Regions from separate parts of the Homo sapiens genome. Here regions 1, 2 and 4 are each linked to region 3. A link is a contact called in ENCODE Hi-C or POLR2A ChIA-PET data. All regions are on one chromosome and are shown on one strand. The core of a region is the stretch at or near the end of the contact, and the rest is flanking DNA. Distances in the headings are between cores, read along the strand shown.

Region 1 (5,728 bases), core at 719-3,218, 1.2 Mb after region 3:
ACCTGTTTCCCTGTGTTGTGTCTTGGAATGGCCTTCAAGTGCCTGCTACGTGCTGGACTCATTGCTATGTCTCAGGAACATAAAAGGCGAGTAAGACACAGACTAGTCAGAATGTGATCTGTACTACTTCACACCTCTGAACCTCAGTTTCAGCATTTAAAAATGTTTGTGTGATAAGTATGCTAGTTGAAAAATGTGGAAGAGAATATGTACAGGAAATGTGTGTGCCCTGTCGCTTGGTGGACACACGTTATTAGTGGGAAATGCTTTTTGGAGGGAAAATGTGCATCAGAATGGTTTCTGGAGGCCCATACCTGTAATGAAAGGGTGCCAATCCCAGGGTGGTTATTAATTATTGGGAGGGCTGGAGGACACAGGAAGGGGTTAAGGCATATGAGACAACTTTATCTGTTTCTGGAAAAAATAAGGCAATATGTCAGTTTATGTTAAGTCCAAGGACAGAGTTTATTTGTAGACTTTCTGTTAGTGTGGAAATTTGCATGAGATAGACAAAAATAAACTGGTGGTTTGTAATATAACATGACCAGAGATAACCAGTCTTGTGACAATATACGTATACTTCTGTTTATTTCCTTGCTGGGGTTCGGGTGGGGTAGTTATTGTTCAACCAAAAAAGCCAGCGAGTCAGTCAGGCATTGATTGATCTCATAAAATGATCCCCCAGCAGTGTCCTGGGTCCTGGTGGAAGAAACAGCAGCACTAACTCCTTTCCATCACCCACAGGGCCGTAATTCTAACCAGCCCTGTCAGTAAGGGGCAACCATGAATCAAATCAAGCCTGTTTTGGCCACCCTGTGGGTACTTGGAGACTGGCTGGTGGATAGGACTGGTTTTTGTCTGGCCTCAATCCCGGAGGCTTTATTTTGTAGTGATTTCCTTAGAAAAGGATTTGAAGGTGTAGGAAAGCAGTGTGTCTTCAAGGCTTTGCAGACAGACTTTACTTCATCTTCAGGATGTTTCCTGCAAGAGGGGTTTCCTGCAAAACCCCTAGAGGCCAGATGTGCCCCACAGGACTGGAACCACTTCCAACCTGGAGAGTTGTATGAGTGGATGTCTGCACTTTGAATAGTTCTTGCCTGCTTTAGACTCTAATTTTCTTGTAAAAGATTTCTTATCTCCCACAGTTTTCTTGGTAAATGGAGTAACACATAAGGCACATAAGACTCTCAGGGACGTAGTAAAATGCACTATCACGTAACACGCAATGTCAATTGAAACCCTATCCAATTTAATGCAGATATGTCAGTGCTGTCCAAAAGAACTTCTTGTGATGACAGAACCGTTCTGTAGCTGTGTTGTCCATTGACAGGTGGTCGGATTGTGGCCATTGAGTAACTGAAATGTGACCAGCATGACTCAAGGACCTTAATTTTAAATTTTAATTGAGTTAATTATAAGTACTTACATGTGACTAGTGGCTACTGTATTAGACGGTGCAGATTAGAATGTGGCATTTGGGGATTTTTTGGGGGTATATCATAATGAACATAAAAAGGCATTAGTGATTAAAAGATCCAAATATTAGAATTTCTTTGTAAATAAATTAACATAAATTCCCAAGGAAATTCTAGTAACATAAATTCCCAAAGTGAAGTCATATATAGTTGCACACTGGCATTGGTGATATTGAACTATTTATTTGATTTGATTTTTGAAGACACTGGCCAATAATTTATTTGTAATTTGATTTCCTCGCCACCACTCCATCAGTGAAGGTACATTGACAATCCAGGTGTCTGTTAGATGCTGGAAGATAATCCTGCTGTAGATCTTGGGTCTTTTTTGATTACATTGAAAAAGCGAACCGTCAGATCCAGCACTGCAGGAGGTTTTAATGCCGTGTTGCGTGGTTCTGGCTGCTCTGTTCCCTGACTGCACCCTTTAACCATGAGCGTGCGGACGTCTTGCTGCCATGCTGCTGCCTTGACGACGGCGGATGTCTGACATGCTCAGACGCAAAAGAGCTGACTTGGCAGCTGCCCAGCAGATTTTTATAAAGGCTCAGTTGGTGGCCGGAGATTCAGCCTGTCAGAGTTGTGTTATGCAATAAATCGTTTTCAGCAGAAGTTCTTAATCCAATTTCAGCTGCAGCTTTTTTTTTTTTTAAATAGGCAGTAATCAAAGATAAGTACACATTATTTAATGGGAGTTTGGAAGAAGTAAAACTCTCCTTGCAGAAGCATTTTCAGGCCGTTTACCCTAACCTGGGAAGCATGTCTGTCTGAAGAAATTTGCTGCTTTGAAGTGCTTTTAATTTAAACCCTAGGCAAGGGAACATCATTCACAAGTTCAGTAAGTAAGTTTCTTCTCTCAAGATGTTTCCTGGCCCCTTATTTCCAGTTGTGAATGTTACTCAGGCTTCACTTTATTTGAATATTGACAGACTACTTTTTTTTTTTGGAATTAAATCAATTGGAAATTATTAGTACTACTGTTACTTTGTTAAAAGGGAAGAAAAGGTTATTTTAGACAAAGTTGAAGTTGTACCTTTCTCATTTTCCTTCATCACCCCCAACCCCATTTTTGTTTACACTTAATCTGTGGGAAGAATCAACATTCCCTCCCAATTTTTTATTTGGTGCTTTCGTTTTTCTCTCAAAGTGTTGCTGGAACAGGTTTGGCATATCAGGCAGCCACAAGTTGTTTCAAGTAGGGTGATTTAACAGCAGGTATATGAGAAACACGTTCTGAAAATAAAAGGCATTCATGTACAGGATTCCAGTCATTTATCCTTGGGAGGAGGAAATAGCAATCAATCCTTTCCTTGTCCATGGGCCTAGTTTTTTAGAATGTTTTTTTTCATTTGCTATTCAGCTCTGTACGGCTGTTGTTCAGATCCACCATCCTTAATCCCATGATATGACATTGCATGTTGGTCCTTTGGGCATTGGAGTCAGGAAAAGCACTTCTTTTTCTTTTTGAAAGTAGCCACATCCCTCCACCTGTAGAGCTCTAGCGATCTCTATATGTGGGTGGGGGGCGGGGGGGGCGGGGGGGGTGGGGGGTGGGGTTGGCAACTCCAATTGCCATGTCTTAGCATTTCTGTGAATTTTAATAAAGAGGCTCTGTGTTAGGAGATCTTCCTGCCTGTGATCCTGAGTGCTCCTTTCCTTGGTCTCCTATGGCCCCATCAATTCGAAGGCGATTTCTGCATTTCAGTTGGTTTTAGGTACTAGGGGTTGTGAAGAGCCTTTGATGTCCTGTGCCCCTGCCCAGTGGAAGCAGGATTGTTTTTTTGCAGCACCTTCCGTAAGTGCACCTAGGTTGCCACCTTCTGCCTCTTTATCACCAGGTTGTTATTTAAAACATTGGTGGGGGGTCTGAATTCCAACTTTAGAACAGATGTGTGTCACACTTACAATCCTGCTATGTCTATGTTATATTTGTTTTATAATATTTATTGTAGTGGCTTTATTTCTTTTTGGAGATATGGTTAAAAAAAAAGTCTTTGTGTCATTGTAGGCTTTTTTTGGTTTGTTTTTAATTGATTCAGATTTCCTGGAAGGGGCCTGGTAGAGTTGGTTGACCCATGACCCAGTTTCCACGAGGTATTTCCCTGTCGTTACTACCAGTGCCCTTGATTTGGGTAATAAATGACTTGACCACTCTACCTGTGAAGCATGAGTGTCTAAGGTAGTTTGCCTGCAAGTGATAGGAAATTAACTGTCTTCCATTTTTAAATAGATGTAATTGTCAGAAAATTGATTTTTAATTGATCAGAAATGTGTTTTCCTTTAACCCATGCTTTTTCATCTTTGTTTCCTTCTCCCAAATCAAGATGGCCTGAATTTGAAACCATAATAAAAACCAAGGTATGAACAAATTGCATAACGATGGTTTGCCAATTGTAGGCTAGTAATAGAAAATTCCTTCCCCTACTCCCACTTCTATCCCCACTACTAATAATAGTTTTTTTTCATATATTGTTTACATGAAGCCTCTGCAAACCAATAATTTTAATTTTGCTTTTACCTAGGAGTCAGTGTGAGTTACATATTTAACATCTCTGGCTACTAACACATTTCTGAGTTTTGAAATTTTACTTCCTGATCTGATATCTGCCATGGACTGACTACCAATGCCACATTTGCGTCAAGACTCTGGAATTCATCTCTAGAAATAACTAAAAGTTTCACGATTACTTCGTTTCCCCCATACCTTTGACTCTAAAGGGAGAAAGCAGTGGTGTGGACCTTATACTAAAGGAAGGCTGAGCAGAGAAATCATGATTATTAAATGCAGGTGGTGCTGAGCTCACTGCCCAACTCCTGCTTCCCCAGGAGAGGTTTGCTGTTAGTACAATCATGATGGAGTTTTCAAGTCTTTCCAGTCGACTCCAAGTATCATCCTCTGGGTGGCACCCATTCTGCGAGCTTTACTGACCTGGATGTCTCTGTTTTCTTGCACTAATGTACTTGAGTCCTTTTCAGAGATTTTTGAGGGCCCATATTATTGAAGAGTTGGCTGTCACTGCAGAACACCATCCTGTAAAGGCTTTTTCTTGGTGGGTGATCCAACCAACCTTGAGACAAATTATAAGAACTCTTGGTGTAGTTAGAAACTATATCAAAACAATCTGGTTTTTAAAAGTGTGGATCATGTACCTTTTTGTCTTGTAAAGCAGTTCATTAACCTGGTCTGAATACAACTTGGTTATATTATGCACACATAGCTTTCTGTCAGTGGCCTGTACAAGGTTTTAATTTTGATGTTTTTTGTTTTTTTGTCTTTAAAATGAGTAGAGGAGAGCATCACAGGAAAATAAAATTGTATCACTGGGAGCTGTGCTTTTGGTTGGATTGGATCCTTCATTTGGTTCTTGTTTCATGGTGATGCAATACTTTTACTTACTTCCTCCCCATCCCTGCAAAGAAACAGTCACCATGGAGGATATAGTTAACTGCAAACTCATGAGATCCTGCAGTGTCATGAGACTGTGCATGGAAATAGAATTATCTTCTTGTATGTGTTGGATCTGTTCTGGAGGATTATTCACATGTAATTTGAATGTATATTTAATTCTGGTTGTTGGGTTTTAAAGAGAAGTCATCCCAAGTTGAGTAACCAAAAGAGAAGGGTTTGAGAGACCGTGTCACGTAAGGAATGATTAAAGGAACTAGCATTACTTAGTGCCATACCTTTTTGGGTGTTTTCCGCTGTGCTCTTTGATCACTGAAGAGGAGTCAAAGGAAGATTTCTCAGGGTATATTTATATAGACATCTGAATTCTGACAGTAATACTGGCCGCATGGGATGGATGTTTGAAGCATTCGTCTTGGAGGTTTCATCTTTTCTTTCTGATGTATATAGGCACAGGATGGAGTCCTATTTTGCAGAGCAGAGCTTCTGAAACTTGACCGTGTACCAGAATCATCTGGGCATCAGTGCAGATTCTGAGCCCCTAGATCTGGATGGGACCCAGGATTCTGCTTTTCTAACAGGCTGCCGAGTGGTTAAGGTACAGGTGGTCTGTCTTGGAGTTGCAACACTATGGAAGGATATGTTGAATCTCTAGCCCGGACCGTCAGCTGTGGAGAGTTGTTACATGGTGTTGTCTGATAAAAGGCATGTGATGTTATCATGTGCTTACTTTCTGAGCTCTGGTATTTTATGTGTGTATTATAGAACTTGGAACAGTGAGTGGTTCTGTTCTCCTTTTTGTCTTTTAGTAAAAAGACTCACAGTCCGGGTTAGAGATAACTTGCAA
Region 2 (5,213 bases), core at 2,207-4,706, 1.1 Mb after region 3:
TGGGAGGCTGAGGCGGGCGGATCACAAGGTCAGCAGATCGAGACCATCCTGGCTAACATGGTGAAACCCTGTCTCTACTAAAAATACAAAAAATTAGCCGGGCGTGGTGGCGGGCGCCTGTAGTCCCAGCTACTCAGGCTGAGGCAGGAGAATGGCATGAACCGGGGAGGCAGAGCTTGCAGTGAGCCAAGATTGGGCCACTGCACTCCAGCCTGGGGGACAGAGCTAGACTCTGTCTCAAAAGAAAAAAAAAAACTGGAAAAAAAAAAAAGAAAATCCTTTTTGATTTGTATGAAGCCCAAGGTATTATCATTCATCCTTTTTGTGTCCTAGGAAATCTTTGTATAACCTAAGATTGGAAGGATTATCTCTTGTGTTTCCTCTTGGAGTTTTATAATTTTTTCCCCCACATTTTGCTTGTGATCACTTTAAAAAGAAAAGCTTCACGAATTTGCATGTCATCTTTATACGGGGGCCGTGTTATCTTCTGTGTAATGTTCCAGTTTTAATATATGAGCTGCCAAGGTGAGCACTATGACCCCCCTCCTTTTTCTTCTTCTTTTTCTTTTTTTTAAAAGACAGTCTTTGAACCAGGCTGGAGGTTCACTGCAATCTCCGCCTCCGCCTTCTGGGTTCAAGCAGTTCTCCTGTCTTGGCCTCCCAAGTAGCTGGTACTACAGGCGTGCACCACCACGCCTGGCTGATTTTTGTGTTTTTTTTTTTTTTTGGTAGTTTTGTAGCCTTGCTTTATTTTCCAGGCACTTTGCAAACTCCTGAGTTCAAGTGTGATCCTCCTGCCTCGGCCTCTCACAGTGCTGGGATTGCAAGTGTGAGCCACCGCTCCCGCCAACTGCTTTTTGAGTTAATATTTGTTTGGAGCAAAGTACGGGTCAGAGGTGGTTTTGTTATTAAAAAAAAAAAAAAGAAAAGAATGTCTTTTGTTGTTGTTGTTTTAAACTCTGAAAGCATTCCCTGCCCTTTGTCAAAGAATTTCAACAGCCCTGAAAGGAATAAAGTAATAAGTTGCACTCAAGCCTGCCTAAATCCCTTGCTGGAGGAGATGCTTTTAGAGTTTTTCTGTGTATTCGTATGTGTTTATAATTTCTTTTTTTTTCTTTAATGAGGACCATACCACAATTTCAAAACTTGATTTTTTTAACTTAATTTAGTCACCACCTTTACTTCCTCTTCAAACATGGTTTTTCTTCCCATTTTCTTTCTTTATAAAGACTTTTATAATCTGTACCTTGTACCTGAGGGAATTGTGTTGTTGTTAATTTTGACTTTTATTTGCAATAAGAACTTTCGAATTGAGACCCAGTATTTGTGGCTACCTGTGTGTGTGCACACACACAACTGAAACAATTTCAGCTTAGCCTCACTCTCCGTGTTATATTGTAATCTATCCTTTTTTTCCCCCTATTTAATTTAAAAGAAAATTGCTTGTCAAGAGACCCAGCATATTGATTTCCTATTAGGGATCAGCGGTCTAGAAGTACATCTTGAACATTCACAGCTTGTCCTGAATTTAGCTGTGGGAATGTCTAAGGGTACTTTGACCAGTCCATACTACAGAGACCCTTTCTTCATGATGGTGTGGTGTGCAGGAGGGTGTTCAGGGGTGACATGATGTTCTTTTTGTCAACTTGGGACTTTGATTTCACCAGAGTAAAGAGGATCGTAGAAATCTTGCTAAGTCAAGGAAATTCTTATTTACCGCCATAGACTTTGCTCCATCACAGCGGTTCTCAAACTGTCATCTAGGGATCCCTAGATCATAGTCCCTTCCTGGGAGTTTCCAAGGCGAAAAGTAGTACCATGGTAAAAACTGAGACATTATTGTCTTCATTTTCTCACAAATGTGCAGTGGGGCTTTCCAGATACTACATGATATGTGATATTGCATCAGATTGAATTGAGTTATGAGAACTGTGTTGACTCCCGTTAAGCCAGATATTAAAGACTTTTGCAGAAGTGGAAAGCAGTGCCACTTTTCTCACAGTTTTTTCAATGTGTAAAATACAATTTTCATAAAAATTTTATTTCTGTTAACATGTAATGATTGTATAATTTTCTAAATGAATTAATATGAAATTTGTTTTAATTTCTAGTATGGTAAATATCAATGTGTATATGAAACCCAGGTAAACAGTAGCTTTTTTGAGTCCTGAAAATATGCAGTACACTTCTATGCAGCCTCTCCTAATTGCAGAAGTATCAACCCATGGTGAATTTTGTTTCATTTACACCTTTACTCTAAGTGAAGCAAATCTCAGACATTTTTTTGGGGGGTGGAAGGTGGAGACAGGGTGGAGTTCAGTGGTGGTGCCATCATAGCTCACTGTGACCTCAAACACCTGGGCTTATGCAATACTCTCGCCTCAGCCTTCTCACTAGCTAGGACCGCATGTGTGCACCACCATACCCAGCTAATTTTTATTTTTGGTAGATGGGGTCTCACTATGTTGCTCAGGCTGTCCTTGAAGTCCTGGCCCCATGCCTTAGCCTTCCAAAGTGCTGAGGTTACAGGAGTGAGCCACCACGCCTGGCCTGTCAGTATTAATGTTTTTATTTTCTTTGGAGACAGATTCTGGCTCTGTAACCCAGGCTGGAGTGCAGTGGCTCGATCTTCGCTCACTGCGACCTCCACCTCCCAGACTCAGACAGTTCTCATGCCTCAGCCTCCCAGGTAGCTGGGACTACAGGTATGTGCCACTGCACATGGATAATTTTGTATTTTTAGTAGAGACATGGTTTCACCATGTTGGCCTTACTGGTCTCAAACTCCTGGCCTAAAGTGATCAGTCCACCTTGGCCTCCGAAAGTTCTGGGATAATAGGCGTCAGCCACCACGTCCAGCACAGCATTAATTTTTAAAAGCTGTGAATTCTATTTAGAGAAAACATACCCATGATAATGATAACATAATGAGTCAAGTGTTCAGATTTCCCCTACTGTCAGTCTCATGTTTTCAAATAAGGTCTATACATTGATACTGGTTGGGTTGATAAAACATGTTTGTTTTTAATCTCTCTGTCCCTTTAATTTGTTGTTCTTGAGGAAATGAGGTCACTTGTTCCAAGTGCCACAGCTTTTGAGAGTGAAGGTGGGTCATTTAATCTGGCAGCAACATTTGGGCCCGACCTGAAACACGGCTGATGGGTTTTGCTTTGGGATCTTTTTTCTCCCCTTTCTCTTACTCTGTTAGCCTCCTTCCTCCTTTTCTTTTTTGGGGTTGGTGCTGTTTCTTTTTTAAAAATTTGTTTTTTAAATAGACAAATAAAAATGGTAACTTCTAGGTTCCTTTTTTGTTTTCTTTTTTAAGAGACGGTCTTGCCCTGTCACCCAGGTTGGAGTGCAGTGGTGCTATCATAGCTGGCTGCATAGGTGCCTTTTGACTCGCCTCCACCCCACCCCTGCACATTTTCATATTATAGTCCCTTATCAGTCTCAGGGCATAACTCTGCAGTATGTGTAACATTCAGCATACTTGGTGAGGCCACGAGGGGGAGATCTGATGATGGCATCTAGGGCAGGTATAAATGTGAGTGATACTGCATTCAGCTGCCATCCCTTCCATTCTGGAAGAGTGTGTGTGTGTGTGTGTGTGTGCGCGTGTGTGTGCGTGTGCATGTGCGTGCATCCCCGCATGCTGCCAGTGGGTGGTGGGGAGGAGTAGAGAGGACTAAGAATGAGGGAGGGAGGTCATAAAGGACACAGGAAGCCTTGGAAAGAAGGGCACGTAGCAATCTCTGGGGTAAAACAGCAGAACTATAGAAATTTGGTTCTAGGACAGTCTTTATAAAAAGAATAAATTCAAGAAGCAGATGAATGGGCTTGGTTGTGACCTGGACTGCAACGCGGTCTCTGCTGTCTTTACTTTCACATTCTTGTCCTTCAAGGCTCAATGTTATGTCTTTTGTGAAGCGTTTTTCATCCCCCACTTAGATGCATTTTCCGTGTTGGAGTAGCTGTGTTGTGCACCTCGTTTGTATTTGTCTCCACACACATTATACAGTATCTTGTTTGTTTTCAGAGAACCCCTACCATCCCCAGCCTAGCCACCTTTGATTCATCTTAGTGGATTGCCAGTGAATATTTATTACAGGCCCAGGACATGTAGCTGTTCAATAAATATTGGTGCAATGGAAGACTCTCCTCTGTGTGAGAGTTCATGAAGGGAACCAGGAGGTGAATTTTAAGGGTCAGTGGCTTGCAACACTCCTGGAAGGGCTTTCCAGGACCTCTTCTGAGGTCCGAAGAAGCAAAGATCACCCCCCACAAAGTCACCTGTATGGAATTCAGGTAGCGATAGAGCTTGTGAACAGGATCTCCAAATTCTCCAAAACATAGTAAAGCTGCTATTTACTGGGCACCCGCTGTGTACCAGGCACTGGGCAGGATGATATGCTTTACATGTATTACTTGCAATTCCTAATAACACCAGTGTCTGCAGGTTGCTGTTGCAGGTTGCAAGTTACTGTGCTGCCTTATACCTGTAGTTACTTGAAATGCTGAAAATCGAAGGTAATAGAAAAACTTATTATCATTTAGTGTCATTGGGAGCGTTAAGTGATTAGATGTATGGTGCTTAGAACATTGCTAAATTTTATTGACTGCTTAATCCTGTTGTTCCAGAAGCAGAATTTGATGTATACAATTGTTTATCTAGGTTGCCCAGTGTAATATAGTAAGTGTTAAAGCCAGGACCACAGCCTCGTTTACTCCAGACTTCAGAACATCCATACAGTCAAAATGTGTGTCTGTGGCCTCAAAGTAAGAGATTCAGATGGTCAAGAAACACCTTCCTCTGTTTCAAATTCACGATGACTTCATTTACACCTGTGCAGCACATGTTAATATGGCATGGGCTATTATTGCTGCAGGAAGGGTACCTGTCAAGTATGTAGAGTGCAAAGGACCCTTCCTTAGATGTCTAGCTGCTGAGGCCCCACCTGTGTGGGGATGGGCATGGAGGCACCTGCCTTGTTCAAGAAGCCTGTGAACAGTGACCAGCAGTAAAAGCCAGAGAGATCTTCAAATGTAGTATCTTAATAATGGGCTTTTTTTTTCTAGTTCTTCTTTTTCCCTTGGGGCCACATGAGCATCTGTACACCTATTGTAAACCCATTGTGTCAAGGAAACAAAGTAGGTCAGAAACAGGATTTAGGAACCCAAAGAAATAATCTTTGTTGATGCTTAAATTGAATGAG
Region 3 (5,799 bases), core at 1,939-4,438:
GTGCCTCCTGCGTGGTGAGCTGGGGTCAAGGCGTGCTGTGGGCTTGAACCATCTGTGCAAACATAACAATGATTGAGTTGATATTTCTATTTTGATGTCCTGGTGGTGTCACTTACAACCTAATTTGTCTTCTCACCCTTCATTCCCTCTGGGGTGAGGATATATATATTGAAGAAAGGTTGATAAAGCAAGTCAGCCTGTAGGCTGAGTTGGAATTGAATTATTTAAGGAAGGCCATGAGGGCACAGGCTCCCGCAATGCTCATGTGCATGACTGTGATTACTAAGTCACCCAACCTCTTAATTTTCTGGATTTAGGTAGGTTAATAAGATTCCTTGATCAAGCTAACTAGTTATGGAACTAGTTAAAAGCAGGACCAAGGTTGGAACTAATATCTTCTCATCCCCATTGTGTTTTTCTCATTACACCATACGTGTTCCATCAACATCTTTTTTCCTCCCTGTGGCAGAGAGATTGGCTTTACAAATAGGGAGGGAGTGATGAAAGATATTTTGGTTTTAGCTTGCGACTATCTCCTATAACATAATTAAATAAATGAAGAAAGAAAACGGGTTAAATCTCATCATAGAAATATACAATGTTAGGAAATTTTGATTTATAGAATTTTAGAAATGGAAGGTACTTTAAAACAATCACCTAGCACAGTGAGTTTCCAACTGTGTTCAGTGAAACCCCAGGGTTCTGCACAGATGCCTCAAGGCCTTTAAAAGGTAGGAGAAGAGAGTATATAGGACTCAGAGCTTTCTGCCTCAGGGCCATTAAAGCAAGTCTGTCTTTATCTGTTTTATATGTTGGGGTTTTATGTTGGATTTTGTTATAAATGGGGAATCACTTCTAAGGAAAATTTGCAAGCTGTAAATCTAGGTCAAACCCCTCAATTTACAGATGAGAAAACTGAGGCCTGGAATCTTGAACCTGTGGAGTTGCCAAGTAAGACTCTTTATTCCATTCTAGGGATTAGGAAACTAAGATTCCAAGATTCAGATCTTAAAGTTTTGTAGAAAGTTATGGATTTTGTCAAGTGGCAGAGCCAGGGCTGAAGCTAGCTGTATGTTTTTTTTTCATTCCTAGTGCATGACTTTTCCCAACATATCATGTTATTTAACAATATCCAACATATGGTGATCTTACTGCTCCATGATCAAAGAAGTCAGAGAGAATGAAGGTCCTAGAGGCAGGAGTTTGAGGGAGCCGATTAAGAGAGAATAGTCCACTAGTGTGGGGGAGGTGACTATGGAAACAGGGTGATTTATTTTCATTTCCTTTCTTCACGGTTCCATTTCATTCTGCAAATTCCCTGCTGCAATGCTGTATCCCCAGTATCTAAGCCCAGGCCTGGCAATTAGAGCACAATACATATTTGTGGATTCAGACTTTCAAATGCACGTCCTTGTGACATCCTTCAAACAGTGTACTGGTCAGGAACTCAAGAGTATGGTACATTTAAAAATCAAATACTATATCAAATTTGGAGAAGCATAACCATTAAGGTAGTGTATTTCAACACTGGTAGGTGCACAAAGCCTGCTCTCTAAAAGAAGCAAGTGGCCGGGTGCGGTGGCTCATGCCTGTAATCCCAGCACTTTGGGAGACGGAGGCGGGTAGATTACTGGAGATCCGAGTTCAAGACCAGCTTGGCCAACATGGTGAAACTTCGTCTCTACTGAAAATACAAAATTAGCCAGGCATGCTGGTGGGCACCTGTAATCCCAGCTACTCGGGAGGCTGAGGCAGGAGAAGCACTTGAACCTGGGAGGCGGAGGTTGCAGTAGGCCAAGATTGCACCATTGCACTCCAACCTGAGCAAAAAGAGCGAAACTCCATCTCAAAAAAAAGGAAGTAAGGGAAGTAAGTAACTCAGCTGGCAGGGTCTGAATCAGAGTGGATCACTTTCTCTGAGCTGCCCTGGCACAGCCCAATTGTACCTATGTCTCAGGCATGGTCCCCAGTGTCAGCAGACACACTGATCCTGGTGGAGGGAAGTGCACATCGTGCAAGGCATTCCCATAAGCCACCGGACAGGTGTTCAACTGCCCTCTGGGTAGCCTGACCCTGAATGAGTTTAAATAGAAACAAATAAAACCTAGGATCAGAAGGTTCTTATATTGTACTTAAAGTGGTTAGCATTTGTAGTAGGTTATCAAAGAATATTGTACAACATCTTTCCCTAGGGAACTTTAAGAATAGGATGGCTAGATCCTGCAGTCTGAGATATTTTTGTCTCTATAATAACACCTTAGCACGGTATCACAGCTTATAGTACGTGCCTCGAGGCCAGGCATGGATTAGATACCCTTCTGAGGCCATCTGCTCCCTGGATTTGTTTCAAAGGAATGAAACACGAGGTGGAAAGGGAGAGAGATAGAGAGCTAGAGAGAGAGGAGAGAAAGAGAGACCGATCCACGGACCCTATTAACAGGGTGAAATCTGCCTAAACTAGGAAGCCAGAGGAGTAAGACCCTGATGGAAACCACGCTTGCCTGTCGGTCCTGATTTTGCCCCAGTCCTTCAATACGCCTCTCACGGTTTGTGCTACGGTCTTCTGTGCGTTCAGGGGTGGGCTGGTTTATGTCAACATAGTGGGTTTACTGTAAAAATCATTATTGGTACTTTTGGATGTGGCTTTTCTATTTAAAATAATTAAAACCAACGAAGCTTTTTCTTTCTGACCCAATTCCTGGCTGTCCTCTGCTTTGGTGTCTTCAGGCCAACCCTGGGCTCTGGGAAGCTCTAAGGATGGAGCCTGTCTCCTCCACCTGCTACACGCAGGGCAAGAGGGCCAATGCGCACCCCGCCACGGCCAGGAGCCTCATTATTCTTTTTGTTTTAATTCCCCTGTGTGGATCCAAATGGCAGTCCCAGGCCCATGGATAAGCAACAAGTGGCTGGAGGAGGGACAAATCGGGCTCTCCGCGTCGCTCCCCGCCTGCTTCCTACCCGCGCCGCCGCCCACTGCCCCGTACAGGGGTCGCAGCCGTGGAGCGTGGGAATGGGACAGTCCCATTTTACAGCTCTCGTTCATCCCGCCTGCGGCAGGCGGCTCCTGACAGGGAAGAGCAAGCTTTCTGGACTTCCCCACCCGCGGTCCCACCGGGCCCGTGGCGCGCCCACGCCTCCTCCCGGGCCCCTTACCTCCCGCGCGCGGCGGGCGCACGCACCACCTGACTCGCGTTCTCATTGGCTGCTGCCTGTTGCTAACCCACGTGACCGGAGCCGCGCGCCCCGCCCCCGCGGGCTCCCGCTCGGCCGGCGCGTTCCTGCGGGCGTTCGCTGGCCGGCGTCGGGCTCCGAGCCGCGGGTCGCTCGCCTCGCCGGCTTCGCCCCGCCGCGCCGCTGCCGCCGATGCCCACAAGGTGGCAGTGCCGCGCTGCGTGTCCCGTCGCCCGGGTCCGCGCGAGCCGCGCCAGGCGGCCGGTGCCAGCGCAGCCTCCCGCAAAAGTTTCCCTGCTCCGGAACGGACCGGGGCATCGCACTCTCCTGGCGGGCTGGTGACAGTCCTCCCGTTCTCGGGTTGCCTCGGGGCGATTTGCACTTCACAGCCCCGCTGGCGTCTCCTGGCGTCCCGAACTTGGGGCCTGTCACTGAGGCAAGTCGATGTTTTCAGGAGTGTTTTGTTTTGTTTTGTTTTAGGATCTGTACGCTAATAATTGATCCTAAAGAGGCAGGCAGACACCCCGACAGCGACACCTCGTCTCTCTTCTGGGCGTCCGGCTGAGCTTGCCTCACTGCAGAAGCAACCGATAGCTTCCCTTTGCGCTGGTGGAAGACACAAGCCAGCAGCCCTTCGGAGGGGCCTCCCCGCACGCGCCTCTTGGGATCCTGACTTGCTTAGGAAGAGGAGGGCACGGGGAGCCTCCTGCTCTGCAGCTGTCCCCAGGATGCCCTTAATTCCCGGGACAGGAGAGATAAGCTCGTCTGACCTCAGTTGACCTCGCCGCAGGCGCCAGGCGTCCTCATTTACTGCGAGGCATTGGGGAGTCTACTTTTCTCTCTGCTCCCTGGGATTTTTTTCCTTACGTCACTTTTTTCCTTGTTGGCTTGTAGCTGGTCTGATGTCCCCTTACTGCTATCTAAACCGCCCCCCTCTACTCCCTGCTCCCACCTAGGCACGCGTTTGCCACTCTCCATTTTTCCTTTAAAGAAAACGTTCTGAGAGCCCTTTGAACCCAGCTGACCCTGGGAAAGGGCAGGTCCGTGGATGTGAAGGCAAGTCCAGCAACTGGGGCTGCACTTACCTACATGTGAAAAGGAAAGAGAAACACACCTTGCCTGCCCATTGTCTACACCACGAAGCCCGGATTCCATTCCCTGGTAGTCAGGCCTTTCACACTGGGCTGCCCTCCAGGTAATATCCAAAGATGCCCCCAGCCTACTCCAGCCCCTAACAGGACACTCAAAGGGACTCTGTGTTCGTGACTGCTGGAATTTCTGCTGAGACCCCAACACAGAACAATATATGGGTCAAACAACTCCCACCCCCATTCTCAAGTGAGGTATAGACCCTCTCTGGGGTGTTGTTAAGGGACCGACACCAGCCTCGCCTTGGGGTGATACGATAGGAGGCTAAGGATGCAGGAGAGGCCAGCAGTGGGTCTTTCTTTTTAGAGAGGTGTCTATATGTTTTGCTTCTCCACCTACCTCAAGATAAATGACTTGGGCTCCAGAGAACTCCCTGAAGAGCTTTAGGTGTCTCCTGGAGTTTGGGAGGTGTAAGGACAGATGCAACCTGCAAAGCAGACGGCTGTTTGCAGTGGCGAGAGAAGGAGGTATTTGGAGCCACCTCTTCTTCCAAGAGCCAGTGAGTTATACATGCACTAAGTCTCCCTAGAGGCAGGGTGGACCCACATCCCCCCACAGGGGCGAGGTGAGCAGCACATGCCAGGACCTGAGGGTGACGAGTGAGTGCCAGCTAACAGGGGCTACCCATGTCCCAGAGCTGCAGCTGGTGAACTGGCAACAACAGGGGAAGAGGATTGAGAAAACCCAGAAAAGCATCCGCAGAAGAGCCAGCATGTGCACATCTGCCACTCCCAAGGGCACCAACCCCAAATGCAGCTGAATCCTCCTTGAAGAGCTTTGTTCTTTGGGCCCTGAGAAACCTGCTATGGCCTGAATGTTGATGTCCCCCCAGAATTTGTTTGTGAACGCTAATACCCAATATGACAGTATTAAGAGGTGGGACTTCTGGAAAGCGATGAAGTCATGAAGGTGGAGCCCTCATGAATGAGATTAGTGCTTTTATAAAAGAGATCGAAGGAAGCTGCCTTGCCTCTTCCACCATGAGAGAACCTGTGGAAGGTGCCATCTGTGAAGAACAGGCCCTCCTCAGACACTGAATCTGCTAGCACCTTGACCTTGGACTTTCCAGCCTCCAGAATCACCCAGTGATTGGAGAAGGTGGGGGATCCAGGAAGCAGGAACAAACACTGACTGGGTCCCCGTCCCAGCCACATGCTTCCAGACCTAAGCCAGCCTCCAGGTGTTGGAAGGAGGAGAGAAGTACTGATTTGAATGAGGTGGTCACGTTTCTCAGTTTGATTGGACTATATTTTGTAATAGTTGAAAAATGAGACAGTTTATGAGATTAACCAGGAAAGCCGGTCAATGAGATTTCATTCTGCCATAGGGGATAATATAAAAATACGGATAATAGCAAACATTGACATCACATTTAGTGTCTTACATCTCTTAACTTATTAATTAGGTTTGTGTGCTTCACCAACTCTTATAATTCCCATTGCATAATTGAGGAGGCTGAAGGCCAGAGAGGTTAAGAAA
Region 4 (5,582 bases), core at 292-2,791, 1.1 Mb after region 3:
CGAGTTGGAGTGCAGTGGTGTGATCTCGGCTCACTGCAACCTCTGCTTCCCGGATTCAAATGATTCTCTGCCTCAGCCGCCCGAGTAGCTGGGATTACAGGTGCCCACCACCACACCCGGCTAATTTTTGTATTTTTACTAGAGACGGGGTTTCACCATGTTGACCGGGCTGTTCTTGAACTCCTGACCTCATGATCCACCCGCCTTGGCCTCCCAAAGTGCTGGGATTACAGGCATGAGGTACAGTGCCCGGCTCATTGCAGTGTTTCGATTGAAATTTTGCTGGCAGAGCGTGGTGGCTCACGCCTGTATTCCCAGCACTTTGGGAGGCCGAGACGGGCGGATCACGAGGTCAGGAGATCGAGAGCATCCTGGCTAACACGGTGAAACCCCGTCTCTAATAAAAATACAAAAAAAATTAGCTGGGTGTGGTGGCAGGCGCCTGTAGTCCCAGCTACTTGGGAGGCTGAGGCAGGAGAATGGCGTGAACCCGGGAGGCAGAGCTTGCAGTGAGCCGAGACCATGCCACTGCACTCCAGCCTGGGCGACAGAGCGAGACTCCATCTCAAAAAAAAAAAAAGCGCCTCTTAATAGAAGGTAATAGGAATAACAGCCATCCATATTACAACTGCTGCCTCTTTCCCATTGTCAGAAAAATAATAAATACAAAATTAGCTGGCTGTGGTGGCAGGCGCCTGTAATCCCAGCTACTCCGGAGGCTGAGGCAGGATAATCTTGAACCTGAGGCTTGAACCTGGGAGGCGGAGGTTGCGGTCAGCCCAGATGGCGTCATTGAACTCCAGCCTGGGCAACAAGAGTGAAACTCTCATCTCAAAAAAAAAGAAAACACAAACAAACAAACAAACAAAAAAACCCCTCTTGATCCTTTCTTTCCTTGTTCTCTAATCATAGGTTCTTTTTCCTAAAAGTGCTTTTGCAATCGGGTGAAATGTGTGACCCCTTCTTAAAATATTTCCAAATACTTTTTTAAGTAAAATACCCAGGATTACAGAGGGGACCCATGACATTGAAATATAGCCATCAAAATGATAAAGAACAAATTTGTGATATGGTAATATGTTTCTTTGTCCTTTGTTGAATAACAAGTCCTCATAGTGGGTCTAATTATTGTAATTTTAAAATAATGATGTTATTTCAAGATAATCTGCAACCACTGTAAATCAGTATAAGAGTATTTGCAATTTTTTGTGTTGATACCAAACTCACACAGAATTACATTTTTGGTGTGTGGCGTATATTCAAAATATAAGGGAATGTTACATTTCAGCAAGAGATTGGTGAAAGTGAATATGGGACTGTTTCCCTATTCAAGTTCACAGACTTCAGAACCTCTGAGAATCTCTTTTCCTTCTTCCTGCAGTTGCTGCCTTTGTCTGGAGCTATCCCACTGTTGTCAGGGGAGTCTTACCTTGGCCTTAGCTTCGGTGTCATTTCCTCGAGGAGACATGTCTAGGTTAGGAGCCCATGTTAAACATGCCCATAGCTGCACCCTCTACTCATTTCAGCACTTTGAATCATGGACATTTATGAAAAGCATTGTATAATACCCACTTCCCCATTTGTGAGCTCTGTGAGCTTTCGGGGTGTGGTGACTGTTTCTGCCCCATTTACCGTTGATCTGCCAGTACCTAGCACAGTGTCACAGGCAGCCTTTGAATACTTGTATCTTGGATGACACAAATAGCAGTTGAGGCAGATGGAACAAAGCTTGTGAGAAAAGCTCAGGAGGTGTGACAGTCCCAAAGAGTGACCACCACGGCAAAGGGGAAGGCACATTGGTGGTATGGTGGCATATTAGGCCATTCTTGGATTGCTCTAAGGAATACCTCAGATTGGGTAATTTATAAAGAAAAGAGGTTTAATTGGCTCTTAGTTTGCAGGCTGTACACAAAACATGGCTGCTTAGCTTCTGGGGAAGCCTCTGGGAGTTTTTGCTCATGGCAGAAGGTGGGAGGGGTGGGAGCAGGCACCTCACATGGTCAGGAGGTGGGGGTTGGAGAAAAGGGGAGATGCCACACAATTTTTAAACACCCAGATATCACAAGAACTCTCATTCACGATTGCTAGGACAGCACCAAGCCATGAGGGATCCACCCCTATGACCCAGACACTTCCTGCCAGGCCCTGTCCCCCAACACTGGACATTACATTTCAACATGAAATTTGAGTGGGGACAAATATCTGAACTATATCAAGCGAGTGCCCAACGTTATTACTTGTTTGTCTGAATCTTTGCAGTGGAATATAAGATCCACAAGGGTGGGATTTTATATGTTAGCTGTTTATAGTTTATATGAAGATAGTCTGATTGTTTCTCAGTGGCTCACACATAGTAAGTGGCCAGTATGTTTCACATGTATTATATCAGTGTGTACTTTATTCAGGCCTCAGCTTGATCCTTTGCAAAAATGAGGGAGTTCCCTCCTAAGACCCCTTTGAGCTTCTATTGAAGTCTTTTTCTTCTCTCTACAGTTAAAGGAGATCTTATTGTAGGGCATAACTAGGCCCTGTGGGGTTACAATGGTGAATCTTACTTGGATTTTGCCTCCTGGCGAGGTGAAGAAGGGTCTACCCTTAAAGCAGCTAGTAAGCTCTGGTACCCAAGCCGGAGATGAGTCAGCTTCTCTCGTTAGTGAGCAGTGGATAGTGGAGCTCAGACTGAGGGACTGGGGGCAAGGAGCAGGGGTGGTTGTCCAAGCCACGGAGGGAGGAGAAGTGTCACCACTGGGGACAGCACAGACAAATGAATGATCTTGATTGGGGTTGGTGAAACCCCGTTAACAGTTAATCCAACGAGGTGGCACTTGAGCTGGGGCTTGAAGAAGTGAATATGATTTCCTCCAGCAGAAGGGTAAGTCCAAGGGAAGCATCGAGGGACACAAGAATAATGAAGAGTCAGCACCATAAGGCAGGGCGAGAGCAAAATAAATAAATAAAAAAGAATAATGAAAAATAGTTAAGAATGGTGCATGCAGAACACTGTCAGCAGTAGTCTGGTGTCCTTCTTTTGTGGGTAACTGTCTAAAAAGAAAATCTTTTATTTTGTTACATAAAGCCAATTCTTCTATTTTTTAAATCGTTTGTTACTATTATATTAAAATAGAGACAGGTCTTGCTGTGTTGCCCAGGCTGGTCTCAAACTCCTGGGCTCAAGCAATCCTCCCGCTTCGGCCTCTTAAAGTGCTGGGATTACAGGCATGAGCCACTGCCCAGCCCCTTCTTACTCTTTAAATTGTAAAAAAAAAAAACCATGTTTTAAGGCCGGGCGCAGTGAGTCACATCTGTAATCCCAGCACTTTGGGAGGATGAGGTGGGTCACTTGAGGTCAGGAGTTTGAGACCAGCTTTGTCAACAAGGTAAAACCCTGTCTCTACTAAAAATACACACGGGCGTGGTGGTGTATTCCTGTAATCCCAGCTGTTCAGGAGGCTGAGGCAGGAGAATCACTTGAACCCAGGAGGCGGAGGTTGCAGTAAGCTGAGATGGTGCCACTGCACTCCAGCCTGGGTGAGAGAGTGAGACTCTGTCTCAAAAAAACAAAAATAAAAAACATGATATAATTGGGACAAGAAGCACTGTGTATTGCACTTGGCAAAATTGTGGAATGTACAAGTCACTAAACCACTTGTCTTCATGGAAAGAAGGAGGGAGAAGATTTTAAATTTTTCTCAGACAAATTAGTGAGCTTCTATTGCTGTATAATTGACAGTCAAATGCACCCATTTCAAGCATACAGTTTTGTTAATTATACATACCTATGTAATCACCACCCAATTGAAATAGAGAATATTTTCATTACTCCAAATGTGTTTCCTCATCCCCTCCCAGCCACTGTTTTGATATCTGTCACTATAGCTTGTCCATTATTTTCAGCATAATGGTCTCAGATTATTCATGTTGTTGTATTTATCAGTTCATTTCATTTCATTGCCAAATAATACTTCATCGTATGGACATACCACAATTTATTGATGTGCTGGCTGATAAACTTTAGATTGTTTCCCATTTTTGGCTGTTATTGCTGTGAACATTAGTGTTCAAGACTCTTTGTAGTCATGTTTTCCTTTCTTGTGGGTAAATACTTAGGTGTGTAATTGCTGGGCCATAAAGTAGTCTTTGTTGAGGATTATAAGAAACTGCCACACTTCTCCAATGTCCTTGAACCATTTTGCAAGTGTTCCAGTTGTTCCACATCCTTGACAGCTTGGTATTGTCAGCCTGACTGCTTTCTGTACACAGTTTGTAGGGTTAGTATTTGGCCAGAATCAATCTCATGTGATGAAGGGTTGCTGAATAGTTTTTGGATGTTTTTTTCCCCCCCAAGACAGTGCCTTGCGCTGTCACCCAGGCTGGAGTGCAGTGGCACAATCTTGGCTCACTGCAAGCTCCACCTCCCGGGTTCATGCCATTCTCCTGCCTCAGCCTCCTGAGTAGCTGGGACTACAGGCGCCCACCGCCACGCCCAGTTAATTTTTTTTGTATTTTTAGTAGAGATGAGGTTTCACCATGTTAGCCAGTATGGTCTCGATCTGCTGACCTCGTGATCCGCCTGCCTCGGCCTCCCAGAGTGCTGGGATTACAGGCGTGAGGCACTGAGCCTGGCCTAGTTTTTGGATGTTTAAAAATATTTTGAAAATTCACGAGGCCAGGTGCTGTGTGTAAGCCCAGCCCTTTGGGAGGCTGAGGCAGTGCGAGATCATTTGAACTCAGGAGTTTGAGACCAGCCTGGACAACATAGCAAAACTGTGTCTCCACCAAAAATTAAAAAAAATTAATCAGCCGTGGCGGTGCATGCTTGTAGTCTCAGTTACTCAGGACGTTGCGGTGGGAGATTGCTTGAGCCCAGGAGTTCAAGGCTGTTGTGAGCCGTGATTGCACCATTTCATTCCAGCCTGGGTAATAGAGCGAGACCCTGTCTCAAAAAAATAAAAATTCACATGAGAAGAAGTGTATAGTTAATGAAAACCATCTTGGTGAATGTGTTTATCATCTCCTCTTAGTTTAAAAATGCTCCTTTACTCATCTTCCTGAAGTTATGGACCTAACAAAAAAATCCCTCACTTTTCACACATGGTATAGCTTGCTATTACAGTGAAGTGAAGTTGTTAGGGGCACAATCTGTTTTCCCCTCCTGTTCTCAGTGACCTAACTAATCTGGTTTCTCAGCCTGCGTCAGGCTTGAAGGAGCGCTTAAATGAAGAAGGGGAGTTTCTTGGATGAGAGGAGGAGCCTTGGCCCTGCAGTGAAGGGATGCTGCAGGGATCCTGCTAGGCCAGAATCGCTGCATTCAGGAGCAGTGTGTGGGATGCGCAGCCAGACCCTTCCAGCCCAGTAGTGGTGGGACACCGTCTCTTGCACGGTGCCTACATGCATATTCTAAAATGTTGTTTTCTCTAGAAGTAACACAGAAACCACAGAAATGGAGAAAAGAAGTTAATCCCTTGTTCCACTACCCCACACAAATGTTGTAAATATTTTGCTGTAATTTTTTTATAGTTGTTCTTTCCTTCCATTCAAATATTTTTGTACTCCTACTGTATATACAATTTTTGTTTTTCTAT

The links. Hi-C counts contacts between places; a loop is a spot of excess contacts on that map. ChIA-PET counts read pairs that join two places held with the same protein, here RNA polymerase II (POLR2A). Pooled maps may share reads with other maps.
Region 1: a pooled map shows a loop between it and region 3 (4-fold over the local background). The contact joins two enhancer-like sites. A Hi-C loop is called at or near these places in 5 of 50 pooled maps. POLR2A ChIA-PET finds 5 or more read pairs at or near these places in 2 of 52 experiments (CD8-positive, alpha-beta memory T cell and H1).
Region 2: a pooled map shows a loop between it and region 3 (14-fold over the local background). The contact joins two enhancer-like sites. A Hi-C loop is called at or near these places in 2 of 37 single-sample maps with no recorded cell type and 9 of 50 pooled maps. POLR2A ChIA-PET finds 5 or more read pairs at or near these places in 1 of 52 experiments (K562).
Region 4: a pooled map shows a loop between it and region 3 (3-fold over the local background). The contact joins two enhancer-like sites. A Hi-C loop is called at or near these places in 1 of 168 maps with a recorded cell type or tissue (mammary epithelial cell), 1 of 37 single-sample maps with no recorded cell type and 7 of 50 pooled maps.

What each region holds. Positions count from the first base shown.
Region 1 is chr6:15,363,508-15,369,235 of GRCh38, forward strand. All of the region lies in intron 1 of JARID2 (jumonji and AT-rich interaction domain containing 2), which reads left to right. Among named protein-coding and RNA genes, the nearest start is that of JARID2-AS1, 120 kb to the left of the region's middle. RefSeq lists an enhancer at 429-588. Within about 2 kb of position 1,969, at least 11 of the 41 ENCODE cell types and tissues checked have a DNase peak (open chromatin) inside an H3K27ac peak, as active enhancers do.
Region 2 is chr6:15,323,940-15,329,152 of GRCh38, forward strand. The region is part of intron 1 of JARID2 (jumonji and AT-rich interaction domain containing 2); the gene reads left to right. It also overlaps the pseudogene RNU6-645P. Among named protein-coding and RNA genes, the nearest start is that of JARID2-AS1, 78 kb to the left of the region's middle. RefSeq lists a silencer at 3,326-3,375. Within about 2 kb of position 3,457, at least 2 of the 41 ENCODE cell types and tissues checked have a DNase peak (open chromatin) inside an H3K27ac peak, as active enhancers do.
Region 3 is chr6:14,207,928-14,213,726 of GRCh38, forward strand. No RefSeq gene overlaps it. Among named protein-coding and RNA genes, the nearest start is that of LINC01108, 75 kb to the right of the region's middle. RefSeq lists silencers at 1,908-1,957, 3,048-3,487 and an enhancer at 3,738-3,797. Within about 2 kb of position 3,189, at least 30 of the 41 ENCODE cell types and tissues checked have a DNase peak (open chromatin) inside an H3K27ac peak, as active enhancers do.
Region 4 is chr6:15,286,295-15,291,876 of GRCh38, forward strand. All of the region lies in intron 1 of JARID2 (jumonji and AT-rich interaction domain containing 2), which reads left to right. Among named protein-coding and RNA genes, the nearest start is that of JARID2-AS1, 40 kb to the left of the region's middle. RefSeq lists enhancers at 1,452-1,501, 1,522-1,571, 5,340-5,582. Within about 2 kb of position 1,542, at least 3 of the 41 ENCODE cell types and tissues checked have a DNase peak (open chromatin) inside an H3K27ac peak, as active enhancers do.